Linked DNA regions of Homo sapiens: region 1 is linked to region 2. The links are chromatin contacts, found by Hi-C in ENCODE. All regions are on one chromosome and are shown on one strand. Each heading gives the region's core, a stretch centred on a gene start or an enhancer-like site at or near the end of the contact. The rest is flanking DNA. Distances are from core to core; before and after follow the strand shown.

Region 1 (3,543 bases), core at 907-3,406, 2.1 Mb after region 2:
GGCTGGCCAGGGCCAGCGCCAGGGTATACTGAAGCTCTCCAGGCAGCCACTGGCCATAATTCCTTTCTTTTTGAGACAAAGTCTTGTTCTTGCTCCCCATGCTGGAGTGCAGTGGCATGATCTCGGCTCACTGCAACCTCCACCTCCTGGGTTCAAGTGATTCTCCTGCCTCAGCCTCCCGAGTAGCTTGGATTACAGGCGCTGCCAACACACCTGGCTAAGTTTTGTAATTTTAGTAGAGACAGGGTTTCACCATGTTGGCCAAGCTGGTCTCGAACTCCTGACCTCAGGTGATCCGCCCGCCTCTGCCTCCCAAAGTGCTGGGATTACACGCGTGAGCCACCGTGCCTGGCCATAATTCCCTTTTTTGAGATAGGGTCTCGCTCTGTCACCCAGGCTGGACTGTAGTGTGCGATCACGGTTCACTGCAGCCTTGACCTCCCGGGATCAAGCGATCCTCCCACAAAAGCCTCCTGAGTAGCTGGAACTATAGGCACATACCATCACGCTCAGCTAATTTTTTGTATTTTTTTGTAGAGGCAGGGTTTTGCTATGTTGCCCAGGCTGGTCTCAAACTCCTGGGCTCAAGTGATCCACCCGCCTCGGCCTCCCAAAGTTCTGGGATTACAGGCATGAGCCCATGCCTGACCCCATACTTTCCTTTGGAAACACCTTACCTGGCAGACAAGAGCAGCCTGTCCTATTTCTCAGTAGTGTGGGAACCTCAAGGTACTTTGCAAAAACCGCATTTATATTTTACAGAAGAGGAAATTTTTCTTTCTGAAACCTTGCAACTGGTGAAGAAGCAACTTTTAGTAATTTGGGATGAAAATATCTAGGGCACTCAGCAGAGCAGAAAACATTTCTGGTTTTCAGTCAAAAGTCTGTCATGCCAGAAGCAGAAAAGCTCCAGAAAAGGGCAAAGATAGGGTTGATCAAGAGAATGTGGTGGGCCTCAGCAGCTTCACCATGCACTCCAGACTCCTAGCATTCATGGACAGACTGATCCTGCCACCACGCCCGGCTAATTTTTGTAATTTTAGTAGTGTGGCGTACAGAGCACCTGCCTCGGTGCCTGGCTCAGAGCAGCCCCCAGCTCTGGAAGTGCCAGCTATGATCATCCCTTAACAACAAAAACTCACCTGGGCATGGTGACTCACATCTGCAATCCCAGCACTTTGGGAGGCCAAGATGGGCAGATCACTTCAGGTCAAGAGTTTGAGACCAGCCTGACCAACATGGCGAAACCCCATCTCTATTAAAAACAAACAAAAAAATAGCCAGGCGTGGTGGTGGGCACTTGTAATCCCAGCTACTTGGGAGGCTGAGGCATGAAAATTGCTTGAACCTAGGAGGCAGAGGTTGCAGTGAGCCAAGATCATGCCACTGCACTCCAGCCTGGGTGACAGAGTGAGACTGTCTCAAGAAAACAAAACAAAAAACCCCAAAACTCTTCTCCTCCAGCTTCATCACCATCCTTGGATATTTCATTTCTCTGCCCACTGCCTGCCTCTGCATCCCTCAGGCTGTTAAGTTACATGAGCTGATACAGCCGCTTTGTGGCTTAAGTGACACTGAGCTGTGTTTCTGTCACTTATAACCCCAAAAGTCTACAGGTGGAGTTGCTGATGCGGGACACCCCCACAGCTCCATCTCCCATGCAAGAATCCTTGCTGTCCCCACTGTACCCTGATGCTCCTCTGCGGTCACCTTTCCATATCAAAACCTGTGACCGTGGCTCCAACCTGCCTGACGGTCCCACACTCTTTGACGCTGTTGAATCTGCTGTGCTTGGCAATCTCGCCCCCTGCTTCTCCTGCTATCTCTGGCCACCCTCCTCAGCTTCCTGTACCATGTCCCTGCCCCATACCAGGAGTCCTGGAGACCTCAGCCTTGACCCTGTCCTTGGGCCGGTGACTCTCTCTTTGGGGGCCTTAGCACAGCTGTGTTCTCGGTGCCGTTCACGTTCAAATCAAAGACTCCAGTCTGATGTTCAAGATCCTGCTGGGTCATTGGTTTGCTGTGACCCAACTGACCTGATTTCTTACCTTTCTCTCCCAGTCCACTCCTCCTTCCACATCCCCTAGGGCACGCTGTCACTTACCTGGCTGCCCAGGCCAAGAACAGAAAATCGTCCTTGGCTCCTCCTTCTCCCTCACACCCCATCGGTTTCACTTCCTGAACCTGGCTGGCACTCCATCGTCCCCTCTCCCTCACCAGAACCTGCCCTGACCCTCCCTCCACCTGCCTGCAGCCAGGGTCCTCCTTCTCCAATGCCAACCTGACTGTGTCCCTGCTGTGCAGCGACCTCCATGCCCACAACTGCCTTCAGGATCGAGTCCCAGCTCTCTTGGCTTCCCCAGGCCCTGGTCTCCCTGCCAGCCTTATTCCTTCCTAGCACCCTGCCTCTGCCAGCCTCCAGCCACATGGAACTTGCAGTTCTAGAGCGGACCACGCTCTCTTGCTTCCAGGACTCCGCATGGCCTGTCCCCATCCCATCTATCTTCCAGGTCTTACACCTAGATTTTACCTTCCCTGGGAGGCCTTCTTTAATTCTCCCTCACCCCAGTTGGGGTGTACGTCACACTGTCTTAACAACCACTGAGACACTGTCCCCACCACATTGGGCTGTGAACGCTGGGAGGGCAGAGACTCTTCCTCAGTCACAGGGAGAGGCTCAAGAAGTGGTTAAGAGGCCGGGCGCGGTGGCTCAAGCCTGTAATCCTAGCACTTTGGGAGGCCGAGACGGGCAGATCACCTGATGTCAGGAGCTCGAGACCAGCCTGACCAACAGGGTGAAACCCCATCTCTACTAAAAATACAAAAATTAGCCAGGCATGGTGGCACATGCCTGTAATCCCAGCTACCTGGGAGGCTGAGGCTGCAGTGAGCCAAGATTGCGCCCCTGCACTCCAGCCTGGGTGACAGAGCGAGACTCCATCTCAAAAAAAAGAAAAAAGAAATGGTTAATAAATGAATGGATTAACAAAATCTTAGGCACTACTCCTTCAAGGTAAACATATTGCTGACCTCTTTTACAGGTATTAGACCAGAAAAACTACCATCTGGGAGAGAAGGGGAAAGTGAAAAAGACAGACCTAGAAGCGAAGGAGAGAAAAGCATTTTGTGGATGCCTATTTTTACAGGCTCAGAAGCCGCCATCTGTGGGAGGGGGAAAGTCCCTAGTTCATTGTTATCTGACAATCGGAGAAAAAGGTACTTTTTAAGAAAGTCAGCCAACTCCCAACTCCCATGGCCTGATGTCCCTTCAGTTTGCATTTCCCTGTTCCCTCCCAGAGCTATTTTGGGGGACTTGATTTGCATATTAACCACCCTCACCCCAAAACTCTAAGACACAATGGCAGCAACGTGTATTACTATGGTTGCTTATTTTATCACACCTCATATCATCTCAGCATGCTGCTAACTTCCTTCCATGCACTATTTCATTTCAATTCCTAACAACCCTGAGGTTGAGGCCATCCTTTAGGGTCCTGGTGAGGGGGGGCCTTGTCCAAGGTCACACACTGTGGGGAACTGGAA
Region 2 (3,104 bases), core at 131-2,630:
CTGCCCGCGGCGCGCGCCTTATCAAAAACCCGTTTTCTTGCCATTGAAAGAGAAACTGGGAACTTAGATAACAGGAAAATCTCCACATACACTAAATTCACATTATTTTATACCCTGTAAAAGCTCCCACCAGATATAAAAACTCATTATAATGGCATGCGTTCCGTCACAACTTCGGACAGAAGTTGGGTCTTTGGGCAGGAAGTGGAAGCCATAGAGGAAGTCATGGAGCGAGAGTGATGTCTGTAGTGAAGAATTTGGCGCCATCTTGAGAAGGTCAAAGTGATTCTTCGATTAAATGCCTTACTTATCGCCTAGTGTGACCTGGCGCTTGGGTTTACTCTCCCCAGCAACTGCGCCTCAAACGCAAAGAAAACTGCAGGTCCTCGGGGAAGGATCGATTTCACCATTCAAGAGAAAAATCCATTTCCCAGATTCCTCCCCTTTATGTAAACGTCTGGTACCTAGTAGACGTTAAATACACGTGAGTTTTCCGGTTTTATAAGATCACATACTGCAAACCAACAGTAAATTACATTAATACGCATTTCTTTAGAAATTCTTAATTGCTAGGCACTGACATATAAATTGAGTTTGCTGTTGTTTTAGAGAGAAAAATAGACATATTCATTTTTTTTCAATCAGGACATGGTATTCGTTTCCTTCTTAAGCTTCCCATTTTTGAGGTAGGAAAGTATTGGTGTGTGTCTCTATCTCTACCTTGCTCCCTCATTAGCAGGCTTAATGGGCAGGAATTATGTCTGTTTTGCTTTCCGTTGGATCCCCGGGTCTAGTAGAGCGCCTTGACACATAGTAGGTACTCGACACAGATGCTGGCTTCATGATGAAGCAATTGTCCTCGAATTAATACAAAAGGGAAGATTCAGACTCAGCGAGCCGGTACCATTCGTCTAGGGACACACAGCCAGGAAGGAACCGAACCAGGATTCTAACCCAGGATTACCCAAGTTCGAATTCTAATTGAACATAAGTCCTTAGCGACCTTGGACGGACTTACTAAACTGCCCTGAATCTCGGCTTCCTTAGCTGCAAAATAGGGTTAGGAAAAGTGGACTCGGTGCTCCTCTGCGCCGCATTCCCGCAGCGGGATTTGTGAAAGCGAACTTGAGCCCCACACTGCAGAAGCCCTGAGGTCCTGTCTCAACCAGAATCCAGCACCCAGGACAAGCCCTCCAGCGACTTCAGACCTTCCCGCTCCCGACCCCGCCCGCCCCCGAGAGGCGTGGTCAAGGCGGGGCCAGAAGGCGGACGCGTGCACGGAGCGGTAAAGCGCAGGCGCAAAGCTTCGGTGACGTCAGAGAGGCGCGCTCCCAGCTCGGAGCCGACTCGCAGACGCGCCCCGCCCCTCGGCGTCGCTCTGGACTGGCGCAGGCGCAAGCCGGCAAGATGGCGGCGGCTGGGGCTTTCCGTCTGAGGCGGGCGGCATCGGCTCTGCTGCTGCGGAGCCCCCGCCTGCCCGCCCGGGAGCTGTCGGCCCCGGCCCGACTCTATCACAAGAAGGTAGGGACAAAAGAGGGACGCGCGGAATGCCGACTCAGCGGAGGCCTGGGCTGGAGGGGCGGCCGCGGGGTTCTGCGCAGCTAGGACTGGGAGCTGTCCCCTCCCACGTCTTTGCCCTGACTCGCTTTCCCTTGCTGCGCAGTGAGGCTCACTGCAACTGATAAACAACAGTTACCGCTCATCGGGCGGCGACTTCCAGGGGGCCCCGCCGCTGGCCGCGACTTCGTGCGTCCCAATTTTAAATTCGCCAACAGCCCAGGAGGCAGGGTCCTGTTGGGACTTGTCTTTCTGAGTCCAGGGACAGACACACCCCCGGAGCGGGCTCCGGCTTCAGCCACTCCGCTGCCCTGGCCAGATGACCTTGGGCTAGTCACTGCGCCTCTCTGAACCTGTTTCCCCAGGTGTAAATGGGGGGCTCTCAGCTGTCCCTTACAAAGGATACTGTGCGTGGAGTCCTGGCATGGTTCCTGGCACATAGGCCCCAGCACGAGGAGACCGTTTCTGTTACTGCTTTAGGAGTGCATAGGGGAGTCAGGCTTGTAACCAACATGCGTAATGTTTTTGTTTTGTTTGGGGGGTTTTTTGGCGGGGAAGGAGGGATAGATTCATAGTCTGCAGCCCCTTGCTGTCTGGTGGCACAAAGTCCCCCAGACGTGAGACTCCCACTCGAGAAACAACTAAAGAATGCCATAAATCAACGTGGCACAAAAGGCCCCTACATTAGATACTATCCTGAGGTCCCTTTTACTTGGAGTCAAAATCCTTAGTCAGATGGGGGGAAAAGGGGACTGGAAGATCGGCGTGCTTACTACTAACCAGTAACCAAACCTCAAGGTTATTAAGGCCTTCTGTGTGCCAGTTCGAATGGATGTTTATTGTGATCTGGCTTCTGCCCTTTCTCCAAGGGCTTCTTCACTCCTCCCCCTCCCGGGGGTGTGTTTTGTTGAGGGTACACCCTGAAGAAACTTGGACTAGCAGCCTTTCAGCAGCCAGGGTGCGCTGCTGCACCAGGGTGATGACAGGCTGTGAAATACGGTAATGGCACTGTTTTTATTTTAAAAGACACATAAACGTACACATTCCATAGCATTGTTCCCTGTGTAACAGTCACCTTAAGGCTTCTAAGAAAGCTTTCCCTCCCTGGGCCATGGTTATTTTTAGAATTTTTAAATAGTAATCATCCTTTGAGGATGGATTTTATTTGAAAATAACAAAACTGCTGTTTGAGCCCAAGTCTGGTGATGTAGGTGGGTGAAAGTCAAGTATTTTTGTAAAAATCCTATGGAACTAAGACATGATTTCACTGATTTTTTTTTCTTCTAGGTATCTCAAATCTGTGAAGTATTGTAGAGGAGACACAAAAGGAATTGGGGGTCACAAATGGTTCTCATTGACATGAGTGTAGACCTTTCTACTCAGGTGAAATTTGGTATTTAGTGATTGCCTGCCAGGTTCAAGATGCTGACCGAGGAGCTTACCATCAAACCAGAGACCAGTACCAATAGAGAGTGAACATGATTTATCTTAACCCTCTCATTTTAGGTTGTTGATCATTATGAAAATCCTAGAAACGTGGGGTCCCT

Evidence for each region. Hi-C counts contacts between places; a loop is a spot of excess contacts on that map. Pooled maps may share reads with other maps.
Region 1: a loop to region 2 is called in a pooled map, with 7 times the contacts of the local background. The contact joins the enhancer-like site here to the promoter of ISCU in region 2. A Hi-C loop is called at or near these places in 2 of 37 single-sample maps with no recorded cell type and 3 of 50 pooled maps.

Annotation. Positions count from the first base shown.
Region 1 is chr12:110,667,080-110,670,622 of GRCh38, forward strand. The region is part of intron 3 of HVCN1 (hydrogen voltage gated channel 1); the gene reads right to left. LOC124903017 (a long non-coding RNA gene) reads left to right here. Exons shown (of 2, transcript XR_007063460.1): 2 at 3,042-3,543. Among named protein-coding and RNA genes, the nearest start is that of HVCN1, 20 kb to the right of the region's middle. RefSeq lists enhancers at 1,943-2,042, 3,093-3,232. Within about 2 kb of position 2,157, at least 5 of the 41 ENCODE cell types and tissues checked have a DNase peak (open chromatin) inside an H3K27ac peak, as active enhancers do.
Region 2 is chr12:108,561,216-108,564,319 of GRCh38, forward strand. ISCU (iron-sulfur cluster assembly enzyme) reads left to right here and starts at 1,381. Exons shown (of 5, transcript NM_213595.4): 1 at 1,381-1,521; 2 at 3,064-3,104. The coding sequence starts at 1,408. RefSeq lists enhancers at 37-96, 107-206, 1,061-1,120, 1,191-1,270, 1,801-1,870 and silencers at 1,481-1,600, 2,561-2,610.